2 separate regions of the Mus musculus genome follow, and region 2 is linked to region 1. The links are chromatin loops, found by intact Hi-C in ENCODE. Cell type or tissue: heart. All regions are shown on one strand. Each heading gives the region's core, and the rest is flanking DNA. Links, peaks and the distances in the headings are about the cores only. Region 1 overlaps Adgrl2 (adhesion G protein-coupled receptor L2). Region 2 has its middle 5.1 kb from the start of Adgrl2.

Evidence for each region. Hi-C counts contacts between places; a loop is a spot of excess contacts. Peaks named below come from ENCODE experiments on the same cell type or tissue, not always from the same donor. Only the 100,000 strongest peaks of a DNase experiment are listed, where the experiment ranks them.
Region 2: it touches region 1 in a loop (1.9-fold over the local background); 2 of 42 quality-filtered maps call a loop at or near these places.

The regions. Positions count from the first base shown.
Region 1 is chr3:148,850,789-148,855,788 of GRCm38, reverse strand. Adgrl2 (adhesion G protein-coupled receptor L2) reads left to right here. Exons shown (of 24, transcript NM_001081298.1): 6 at 2,929-3,222; 7 at 3,791-3,894; 8 at 4,768-4,953. Among named protein-coding and RNA genes, the nearest start is that of Adgrl2, 100 kb to the left of the region's middle. In heart, for the core only: a CTCF peak has its summit at 2,995; no DNase peak of the experiment used is centred there.
Region 2 is chr3:148,956,191-148,963,282 of GRCm38, reverse strand. It overlaps a transcript of Adgrl2 not described here. Among named protein-coding and RNA genes, the nearest start is that of Adgrl2, 5.1 kb to the right of the region's middle. In heart, for the core only: no CTCF peak of the experiment used is centred there; DNase peaks (open chromatin) are centred at 2,332, 2,832 and 3,752; H3K4me3 peaks cover 1,097 bases; H3K27ac peaks cover 1,514 bases.

The sequences.
Region 1 (5,000 bases), core at 1-5,000:
AGTAAACTCTCTTCATACAGCAGCATGAGGGTAAATGTAATGGGTGTGCACTTTTTCTCACCAGCTTGGATAGTATCTGGCTGGAGGTCATTCATTCACCAGTGAGTGAACGATCAGACTTTGGTAAGCTTGCCCTTAGTGCACTTGGATATAGTTCTCAAACGGATAGAGGAAGAGCCTGGCAATCCACAGATCATCTCTGGGTACTTAGGTAGACAGAATCTTTTTCTACTCATTCAAGTCTTCCCGGGTACCAGTCAATGTGCTTGTTAGCACTGGCACTTTGGTCTCACCAAAACAGTGCACAGTAGTCGCAGCCCAACCGAGTGTTTGCTAGGATGTCCTGGTAAACAGAACCTTGTAAAAAGAGTTGGTATCCGTATTACAGTTTTCTCTCATGTTGGTCTTCGGAGAGCGTTCTCAAAGTCTGAACCTTTTGCCATGTTCATGATGAAACTTGGTCTTTCCATATCCCAGAATAAGGGCACACTGCTTTGTAGGACTGTCCTTTTCTCCACCTTTCAACAAGCTCTTACCTAGAAAGGTAAGATCAAACATTTAATATGATAACCGGGTGACCTTAAAGCAGTCACCTGCCTTCTCCACGACCAGGTTTCCATGTGTATGAAAAGACAATCTGTGCCTGCCTCATGGAGCTGTGGTAAGGCTTGATCTATTATTGATCCAGGCTGTGGCTTGTCATGACATCTGCCTGTGAATGCTGACAAAATACCACCAGCTTAGATCATTGCTGGATGCCCTGCCTTCTTTTGTCTCTACTCGAAGAAAGAGCTAATGATTCTTAGAAACGCCTCTTAAATATAAAAATTTATGCCTTGGAGTATCCCAAAGTTTCAGTCTTCCGACTTCCCACGAATTCTAGTGACTCCCTATGGTTTAATATATTGATGAAAATATAGGAATGCAGGGCTGCAGTGTGCTCTATGAGATTTTCGTGAATCCAGTGGAGATCCTGTTATTTGCCTCGCCTGGGTCTTTGCTGACCCTTAGCTAGCAGTGAGTACCTGTGGTATTAATCCGTATCTCACTGGTCCCCTGTGTACTGATGAGTGTAGTGTCAGGCAATGCGTAAGGGGCTGTAACTCCAAGCCCTTTTGTCCTGCCCTTTTCTCTCTCCACTCTCTCTGATTCGTTGCTCCCTCCTGGAGACGGGATTCAGCCATTGTCATGTGGCACTTTTGCTAAAGATTGTGGTGCTTTGACAAATGTTAATTTCGAAAGCACTGGAAGCTCCCCCCTCCCCCGCCCAGGTTTAGCGGGATGTCGGGAGGGTGCCCTCACAGACAGAGACAGACAGGTTTGAATGGTTTCCCCAGCAGCTGGCCAGGCATGTTGTTTGACTGATGTACACAGACGCTTCTCATACATACAGCCGTTCACTTTAGCTTAGAAATAAAACACATGCCTAAAAGTTCCCCAGTGAGATGGAAGGGGAGGAAAACCTAAGTCTAATAATATATAAAATTAGAAATGAATATATATACCTTTTATTGTCATCTTAGCATGCTCTCAACCTATGAGAATTAATTTCATGAATGCTTTTAAGACAGAGTCTCAAGTCTTAAACATAGGAGTGAATTTGAATATACTTTTCAGTGCTCAGTATTGTAGCTTGTTTCTTGTGTGTAGGTAAAACAAAAAAATTTTTAATTCACGTGTTCATTGTATGTAGTGATGGATTACAGTAAAAATTCTCATTTGAGCATATCAGTGTTAAATTTTTTTGGTATAAGAAAAACTTATGGACCCTAAATTTAAGTTAACCCACATGTAAGATTTTAAGAATAAATGTAGATAGAACTTTTGAATAATTCTGACAGATTTTAAATGTTACTATGTTCTTGCTGACATGTTTCTTTAATGCTTAGTTGTTAGCGGAGAAAACGATTGAGCATTCTTGTTTTAGAATCTGGTTGACTTTTTTAGAAGATAAACCCTTTCCTTACAACAATTCCTTTTTGTTTATTTTGAAACGTGTGACTATAGTTCTTTTGCCTTGCCTGCTACGGGCTGGTGAGATAGCTAGCAAAAGGTGGATTTTTTGACTCCCGGTCTTTTTAAAAGCCCTGTCTGGATAAGAGACTACACGGGGCGCTCTGCCCTTTCATCCTCACCTTTGTGAAGTAAAGATGCAAAACCCAGAGCAGAATAAGCGTGCCAAACTTATCTTCTGTTTGGATGTAATCAGGCATGCTCCAAATCCCTCGAGCAAGAATGGCTGCTGGCTGGAAAGATGTCAGCGTTTGTTTTCCTCCGGGATATAGTGTGGGTGACTTCAGATCTTTTTATTATCCTAATTATCTGTAATTGTCAGAGGGTCTTTGTGTTTTTTGTTTTTCACCCCCCTTGATCTTTTGGTTTTGTTTATGAAATATATTTGTACAACACAGTTTTCCTGCGTCTACTTCGTTTCTTTAGAGCTGGGGTTCTCATCCTATAGGTTGTGACCCCTTGAGGTTCAAAAGACTCGTTAGCAGGGATCACATAGCAGGTATCCCACACAGCAGATACTTAACATTATCATATGGAACCACAGCAGGATTACAGTTGACAATGAAATAGTTTTATGGTTGGGGGTGTGCACAACACTTGGAACTGTAGTAAGAGCCTTAGAGATGGAGACCCTCAGAGCTTCATGAGGAAATTACAGTTAAATCATGTGACCATATTGCACCGAGATCCAGGATCACCTTTTAGCCCTATAAATAAATTGTAATAAATGTGATTTTTCTTCTTCTTCTTTTTCTTCTTTTCCTTCCCTACTATGATTCTGTTTGTTGGTTTGGGGGATACAGATGGGTGAAGGGGTGTGCAAGTGCGTATGTGCATGCATATATTCACATACGTGCACCTCTAGGTGGGCATGACGGTGTGTTTGAGGTTAATACATTCGTCTTTTTTTCATAGTGCCTACCACAGCTGTGACAATAACTTCTTCAGCTGAGCTGTTCAAAACCACAATATCCACCACGAGCAGTGCCTCCCAGCGAGGCCCCGTGAGCAGCACTGCAGCTGGTCCTCAGGACGGAAGCAGAGGGACAAAGCCACCTCCAGCCGTCTCTACAACCAAAATTCCTCCTGTAACAAATATTTTTCCCCTGCCAGAGAGATTCTGCGAAGCGTTAGACTGGAAGGGGATAAAGTGGCCTCAGACACAAAGGGGGATGATGGTTGAGCGACCCTGTCCCAAGGGAACAAGAGGTATTTCCTGCACCACACAGCACACACTTTTATAGTTTAATAAGTATCTTCTAAGCAAGACCGGAAAGGTTTCAATAGTGAGAAATATTTACACGAGCCGATATCATTATTTCATTATATTACCAATAGAGATTTGTTGTTTTTTTTTTTTCTGTTGTTGTTGTTGTTTTTCTAACAATTTAAAGGTTTTTAAATTGTGAGTGTCACTTAGGTCAGGCACAGAACTGCCTCTCCATTTCCTATGTCGAACTTGAGTCTTTGTCCCAAGACTCTAGTGAGGTTCCCCTACAGCTGCTGTTCTCATTACAGCCATTTTCTTGGATGAGCCCCAAAAGAAAGGGCTTTTTGGTTGCCCCGGCCCCACTCGAAATGCCCCACACCCCATGCTTACTTTATATTTAGTTTATAATCTTTTGTATTGCCTGCTACTTTTTGTCAGCTATTGCCAACTACTGCGGGTAGCACTCATTCAAACTGTAGCACCCAGCCTAGCATCCTCAAAATCAGTTTCCCAAAAGCTGGCAGAACAGAGCATCCGCCTCACCACTCTTCTCTGCGTCTGCTGCAGGGACGGCCTCGTATCTGTGCATGGCTTCCACGGGAACATGGAACCCGAAGGGCCCTGATCTTAGCAACTGCACGTCTCACTGGGTGAACCAGCTGGCCCAGAAGGTGGGTTGGAATTTCTGATGGGACATACCCTTTGAGAACTTGACGTTCTGACATAAATAGTTTAGTTTTCTGTGTTAAACCAAGCCTTTGTTCAGCACAAAAGTGTTTTTGTTTTTAAGGTATAGTGTGTCTATAAACTACTCATCGAATGTTAGCTTTGTTTGGGGTTAAGCTGTTTTCTGTGTTAAGCTGTTTAACCAGTGCATAATTGTTTTAATTTCATCCACATGTAGTTCGTCCTGATTCTTTTAATGTTCATGAGACAAATAGTGTATTGGCCCAATAAATCAAGTATCATTAAGTTTGCAGCTGAACCCACAGAATGCAAACAGATATTTGTATCACACAGTATTAGAAGACAATGAGGAAAAGTGAACCTGAAGCAGACCTAGAAACTTCTACTTAGAATTTTGCACTGGACTGTAGTACTCTTAATTTTCTCTCCATCTAGCTTTCTTGAAATACAGACATTAGTTGATAATTCTAGGTATCACTCTGCCTTCTGATGTAAAATCTACATCATTGGAATAAGTAAAAAACAAAAATTAAAATAACAACTTAAAGTGGTTGTAGGGAAATGAGAGCAGACAAAAACAAAAAACAAAAGGATGTCTCTAGCCCTCTCCTTTTGTTTCGTGTGTGTGTGTGTGTGTGTGTGTGTGTGTGTGTGTGTGTGTGTAAGAGAATTTCTTCCTGTGGTAAGGATCTAAAAGCCTTTAATCTTCTGAGATGTAGAGAATGTTATGGGTCTCAATTAGTTGCAGATTTTGACATATTTGCAAATGTTTTTTTTCCCCCACCACAACAGAGGTGCTTAAAGAGAACTAAAAAGCCACAGATAGTTTACTGAGATACTGTGCACTGCCTTTTCAGATCAGAAGTGGAGAGAATGCTGCGAGCCTGGCCAATGAACTAGCTAAGCACACCAAGGGGCATGTGTTTGCAGGGGACGTGAGCTCCTCTGTGAGGCTGATGGAACAGTTGGTGGACATCCTGGATGCTCAGCTGCAGGAGCTGAAGCCGAGTGAGAAGGATTCGGCTGGGAGGAGCTATAACAAGGTAGGAGGAGCTATAACAAGGTAGGAGGAGCTTTAACAAGGTACTAG
Region 2 (7,092 bases), core at 1,084-6,083, 110 kb before region 1:
TTCATTAATTCCTCATCAAATGAGGAAGTCTCGTAAGTTATTTAAATACTGCGTGAGTTTTTGTGAGTTTTTAATAACCTGATTTTGCTTTTTGTAAGACACTGCTGCTTTATTGTTTCCTATGTGTCATTTTATCAGGGGTTGTGAAATTACATTTGATTTTGAAAAATCACTTTTCTCAAAACCTCAGGCTTCTTCCAACTGTTTGAGTGGGACAGCTCTAACATAACTTAAAAATGTCTTAAACATGTATTATCTATTAACTGTTCATAATGATAAAGTTGGTATTTATTTCTGAAGATACGTGTTGACACACTCCTTTCTGATATTGCCTTAAACTTTTACAATAGGATCACAGTCTTAGCCAAGGCTTTCCTGGACATCTTTGTTTTTTGGAATTCTGGTTTTGGAAGACAACACTTCTATCTGCTCATTTATTTGAACTCAAACAGTCTCCTGTAACACTGGTAGTGGATTTAATTATTTAGAAACATTTGATATATTCCCTTTATCTAGAAATTTTTAAAAAAAACATAAATTTGAGTTTTCCTTGTAGACATTAGTAAATACACATGTGGAGGGGGACTTGGAGACCTAAGGGGACCTCACCTCACAGGCTTGCTCTTTCCTTAAGTCCCTCCTGTCATACTGATTTTGACCGTCTAGTTTTCTGGGAAGGTGGCGTATAGACTACATGAATAGAATATGATTACTTACGGAATCGTAGCTGCGGATGGAACAGGAGTTTAGTCACACTACGGAAACCCTTTAATGTTCTCCTTGATAGTACTTAGGGTGAGATCTGTACCGAGAGTCTGCAAGTGGGAAAATCAGAAAAACACAGTTGTTGACTTCCTACTCTCCTATGCAGCTGCTGAATTAGAGACCCAGATGTTTGTCAAGGGTCCCAATTCCCAGGAGGCAGGTTGTGTGCTCTCAATCTCAGCCTCAGATGTCACATTAAAGTTGGTATCAGGAGATCTTGGTATAAGGCAGAAACTCTGTTGCTGCCTTCCTTCTTGGGTATGAAATATATTTGTGACGATGAAGTTCTAAGAATTTAGTCATTATTTGTTTTATATATTCTCTATTTGGCATTTTCTAGTGTATTTTAATTCTCCATAGAGTTTTAATTTAATCACAGTCTGGGTATTTTTCTAACAATTCTCTTAGAACGTACTAGACTAACTATTGTGTGAAATAAACAAAAGGAAGACATTGATTTCAGAATGCAAGGTCAGAAAGGCCTCGGAGTTCCTCATTAGCCAATGAGAAGCAGGTAGAACGCTAAAATGACCCACTTCAGTGTGAAAGAAGCACAGAGTTACACGGAGCTATATAAAAAAATGGCAGTCTCCAAGGGAGAGCTAGCCTGCTTACTAGTTTATTGCAAACCTATGGTGCTGGGCACCAATCTTTCTTTTTCAGCTTTAAGCTTTATTTTCTCTTCAGTTCATTTGCTTGTCAGCCCTTTGTTGTTGGAGATAGCGTAGCCCAAGCTGTCTCTGAATATGAAGTAGTCTTCTTGTGTCAGCCTCCTGGAAACTGGAGTTACTGCAGGAACGAGAACGCTAGGTTCTGCCTAGACATTTTTTAGGTTACCTTTTGTATTTTTAAAGATCATTTGGATGCTTCTTTCAGATTGCCTCATCACCTCTGAGAAACCTCTGATGGTGAGGGACTGTAGTAACGTACAGCAGGCCTGGTTGCTGGAATTTCACTTATGGTTGTAGACACAGGCCAAGAGGGAATTTGACTACGACTCCTTCTATGATAATTAAGGCGCATTGCTAATTAGATGGGAGAAAATGTTTATGTTTGTTTTTCTGACTTAGAAGCCACTTCCCAGGTAGTTTGATTCATGAGATTTATCAGTCTGGAATAATTTGTTAATTTATAACATGTAATTGTTAGTGCTCTAAATAGCAATATAAATGGGTAAAATTAAGGTAGCTCAACTGGAAATAGTAAAAATTAAGTTAATACATAGTTATCATTACCTAAGGGATGTTAGCTTTGCTCATGTAAACATGTTGAAAATCAACTCATTATTCTTCTGGGTTTCTAGCACTTTCATAATCACAAAATGACATTGTTTACATTTTTTCATCCGAAAGTAAGTTATATTAGAACGCAGGCAGTGCGTTTATCTGATCCACTTCCTCACTGGACCTCGTGACTTTAGACTACGGGTGTGTTTCCCAGCCTGCTGGCTCTTGCCCTGGAGCAGCCTGTACGTTTCTCACTTTAAAGTATGCAGTGTGTCCATCAGGTGTGACTTAACTTTTGTCTGCTTCTTCATTTGCTAGGCCGTCATCCCGGCTGTGTATGCACCTAGCTTGTTTTTGACCCTGAGGGTGAGCTCCCATTGGATGATACGGGCTTTTCTCTTACTCTCCTGAGTGTGACAACTAGAAGTTGCTCAGTAAGACCCTGCTTATGGGTGGGCCTGTGGGCAGTGGTCAAGGTCAAGCTGCCCTCTCAACCTTGGTGGGCATGTTAGCTCTTCCCCAGAAGCAGCTGAGTAAATTCAGAAAAACAGCAAAGGAGTCTGGGATTGGACCCTCCTAGCAGCCAGCCAGCTTGTATTCTTACAAGGATTACCAACTGGGCCTCTCTCAGATTTTCCTTGTAGTCTTGGTGCCCATATTTGGGTATTTAGCTAACAAACAAACAACAAGAAAGTGCCTGAGCACAGGGAGTGTGCGGTGTGGACACCTTTAATCTGCAGGTAGAGAGCATGGGGGTGCTGGTGCAGGCAGGACCAGCCAGAATTGGTGAGCTGGCAACCGTAGACAAGCTCAGAGGATCCGTGGAGGACCTTGCCTCTGTAACGAAAGGGAGGAGAGATGAAGAAGATGCTGAACATTCGCCTCGGGACTGTGTACCACATATGTGGGTGTATGGGGACATATACACGAGGACAGGCGTACTGCACACCGTCTACAAACAGGTTATAAATACATGCATAGCCTTTCTGGGTCAGGTGTATTGGCAAAGCCCTGCGATCCCAGACTTTGGGAGGTGGAGGGAGGAAGAGAAGGAATTTAAGGCTGTCCTGAGTTAATCAGGGAGTCTGACCTACTTGAGCCTGTTTCAAAAATCCTAAATCATTCATTCATTCAACCAGAATAGCTTTTCCTTTCCCCAAAGAGGAAACCAACAATAACAGCAAGAACCCTGTCAGTATCCCCCAAATGCTTTCTAACAAGAAGTACAAAATGCTGGTAAAAATTTTTTTTTTCAAATATAAGTTTGAGGAATGTGTGTCAGCTTTCCAATGTACACAGTGCAGTAATTTCTCTTGCTCTGTGACTGTGCGGGCCCCCACCCCCCACCCCTTCTGTTTGGAACTTAAGTTACAAGTTTTCTGTGCTGTCATAAGATGTCCCCCATACTGGTTTGAAAATGACAGCTATTTGTTTTTGTCATTTCAACTGGATGGGTTTTAATGAGGAGGATGGCAGCCTGCCCCGACTGTGCCCGGTGTCCACAGCTTCAGCCTCTTTTGCGGGCTCAGCAAGACTCCTAGATGATAGCATGAGACGGAGGCAAGTGGGAGAATTCCCGAACCCTTTCTGCTCCTCTGTGCTCCAGAGGAGAATTTATTCCTTCACAACGAGGAGGTTTCAGTAAAGGGTAAGACCAATGACTCTTACGGGGACCTTAGCGGGAAGTGGTCAGAAAGCACTTGGGCATCGGCACCCTTGTCTGCTGGGATTAGACACGGGCAGAGAGGGGAGGGTGGGGCTACTGGCTGGCCACGTGGTTGTAAGGTTTCAGCCTTGCCACTTCCACCCCCCTCCCCCTCCAGTGCCGTCCTTAGGAAGGGAAGGAAATAAACTCAAAGCCCAAAGAAGCATCGGGTGTTGAGAAAGGTTCTGATTAGTGAGTTTGAAGGTTTGCTCTGGGCATTTGTTGGTGGGGAAACTCGCAGGGCTGTTGGCATTTTCTCAGGTCTGAGTGAAGAGGGCTCATTCTAACCTGCCTGTAATGGATGGAACAAAAAGTACTTATGAAAACTGAAAACCCTGACTGAGCTTTAGCTAAGCTGAAATGAATCTGTAACTTACTGGGGTGCAGGGGTGTGGGGAGGCTAGTCTCTTCCTCCTACCAATTTTTGTTAGTAAAATATGGAAAAGCTGCTTTTTTCCTGCCCCCAACCCCTACTATGTTGGACTGGGAAGCCCTGCCTGATAAGGATTACAATTTTATAGTGGAAATGAGATCAGAAAGAGTGATTTTTGTGAAGCCATCCTTTGTTTTCATTTAGAGTAGACATACATTTATGTGTCGACTCTAGGCTCGCCCGGAGCTTGCTTGCTTTATTTTCTGTAGTATGAGTGTGTATGCGCTATCAAGGACTCGTGACTCTGGTCAGTCTCAGGCTTAGAGGGCTCTTTCCCTTCCTGGCTCTCAGCAGGCTTCTCTCTGCATTTAGCCAGTGTTCTCAGTAGGGAAATGATTCTTCATTGTAGTAACCTTGCTTTTGGTAGAGAACCCAGCTTCATTCATCCATTGTAGCAAATTTTTGTTAAATTTCCTTTCCCTTTAATTGTCAGGGATGTTAAGTTCTGTTGGCTCAATGATGATGCTTATCGGCGATTCAGCCTTCTATCTTCTGTCCTTGTAAATGTGATTTCTGGCCCACCCCACGTAAAGACCTGACTGAGAACTGGTCAGTGGTGTTTCTCTTTCAAGTCTTTTCCCTGACAGTTTTAGGCACAAGGATGTTTATTGCAGCTGTTAAAAAAGCAGGTTATGGACCACAGTTGAGTCTGAACCGTCCAGGGCTGTAGGGTTGTGCACAGTGCTGAGCCGTATTCCTGGAAGTCACTCCCCAGCTGGGAAAGGCTTCCTAGTAAGGGATACATTAATTGACTTTTTACGTGGCTGAGTAATAGGATGTGTAGATCTGAAGAGGTCACAGCCGAGGCAGGGGAGACAATGACTTGCGGTTCACAGGAACAAGTTAGGATGAAGTAGCTGGGATCGTGTTGTTTGGAGAATGAGACGAAAGCCTAGGAGGTTGCCCATCAGAAACTTGGGTTTGCTGAAGATTCTAATTAGAGCCAGTTCAAGGAGTCCCGCGCACTCCCCAGCTTTACTGCATTGTGTGATACTTAGTATAAACTGTTAGACAGCCTCAGTCACTCTGCCATTCTTTACCCTTGCCCTGCTAAGTTTTCTGATGTGTTTGGAAAAAGATTTCCTGAAAATCTAAACACAAATAAGCAGTTAATCTGAGGTACTTTTCAAAGTAACTTTTTGATTGTTGGAAGGATATTTAGTACCCCATTTCTGATTTTGTTCCTATGTATTTTCCTTTGTGAAAAATACAACTATCATCTATCTATCTATCTATCTATCTACCTACCTACCTACTTACCTTCCTACCTACCTGTGCCCAGGAGACCCTTCAACAGTGATCCACCTGCCTCAGTCTCCAGCAAGTTCAGACTGTAGGTCTGCAGCAGTATGCCAGGCTGTGTCAGTGCTCTGAGCTGGCATTTGCAGGTAGTGTGAAAGGTTGGTCTGGTAGCCCTGTGAATGCCTGCCAGTTTCCTTGGGCTCCAGTTCACTTCAAGAACAAAGCTTTTTGGATCCCTTTCACCATATTTATTTATTCATTCTATTCTTAGCTGATTGTGGTGTGTAAGTATTTCAGTTTTCATTAACATTTGCTCAGTGAAGGGTTGTTTTTAATTTGGAACACAGCAGTAAAATCTGACTTAGTTTTCAAAAATTGCACTCAACGAATGAACTTCTGGAAACAATTGTACTTGATGTGAAAGTGATTCGTTATAGGTTGTAGGATGAGGAAAATAAATTTGATATTATTTTCCTTACTGCACAGGCAGATGAACGCCATCTTTATTTGCATAAAATAATCTACAATTTTACACATTCCAGAATCTTCTGTTTACCAGAAACAGCCAATTATACTGGGTCTCCCAGTCAAGTGGACTGTGCGTTGTAAAGTGTGTTTCACATCTCAAGCCTTAAAAGTACATGGGCTTTCAGTGCGTAAAATCTGCTTTTGTAGTCGGTGTGCTGGCCAAAGACCACAATAGAGGTCTTGGTTATGTGGTTTCTCTTGCCTTTCCCTCTCACAAGCTGTCCTGTCTTGGCAGCCGTTTCCTACAAGGCAGACATCAGCTCTTGATTTTTTCCTTCCTTTTCTCCCCACAAACAAGGACTCTTTCAAATAGTGGGTGACCAAAGACAGACGGATCTTGGATCGCTGTAAGAGACTGGAAACGGGTTTCAGAGTGGTGTAAGTGGGCAGGCTGCCTGTGTGGAGAGCTTGCTCGCTGAGAGAAAAGAACCTCTTGGAAGGAGAACTTGGACAGGCAAAACTTCTTGCTTGAGTATGGAGCCATCCAAAGGCTGGCTCAGTTTTAGTTGTAGCCATGAATGCATATCATTCACATATTGAATTTTTTTCTCAGCTGCCTGGTCAGGTGACTGAAGAGATTGAAGTGTGTGAGAAAAATGTTCACCGATGGGTGAGCAGTTGGGTGTCAGAGCGCTAACCTTTTGATCTGTCTAACGTACAATAATTTTCAGCGTTGAGACAGGAACTTTGCCACACACAGGAGGGTGGTAAACTACCAGTTTACTTCAGGTTATCTTTTGACTATCCCTGGGGGAGATGATAAGAGCGAGTTGGCTGGCTCTGCATATGGAGGGGCATCTTGTCTACATTATGTTTTGATGTCTTCCTTCTTTCTGGGTCATTTGAATTTGGAGGAGGATGAAACACGGCGCCTCTTTGTTTTTATTTTCTTTCTTTTGATAGCGAAGCTTTTGCTGGTGTTCTTAAAGCTGCGTAATCCCCACAGCTCCCCTAGTCATGGCCATACCTAAAACTCTCTTCAGAGCTCAAATATGGGCTGAAGTGTATATATGCATACACAGGGGTGTAGTTAGACATAGTTCTATCCCTTAACCTGTAGGCATGATAAAACCAATTCCTTATAATAGAAGTGTCTCGATCGCCTTTCATCTGAGACCGGTGTGGATTTTTTATATGCAAATGCTAGGGAGTAGATTGAGAGTAATTTGTTTCTTCCATCCTTTTTGGTATAT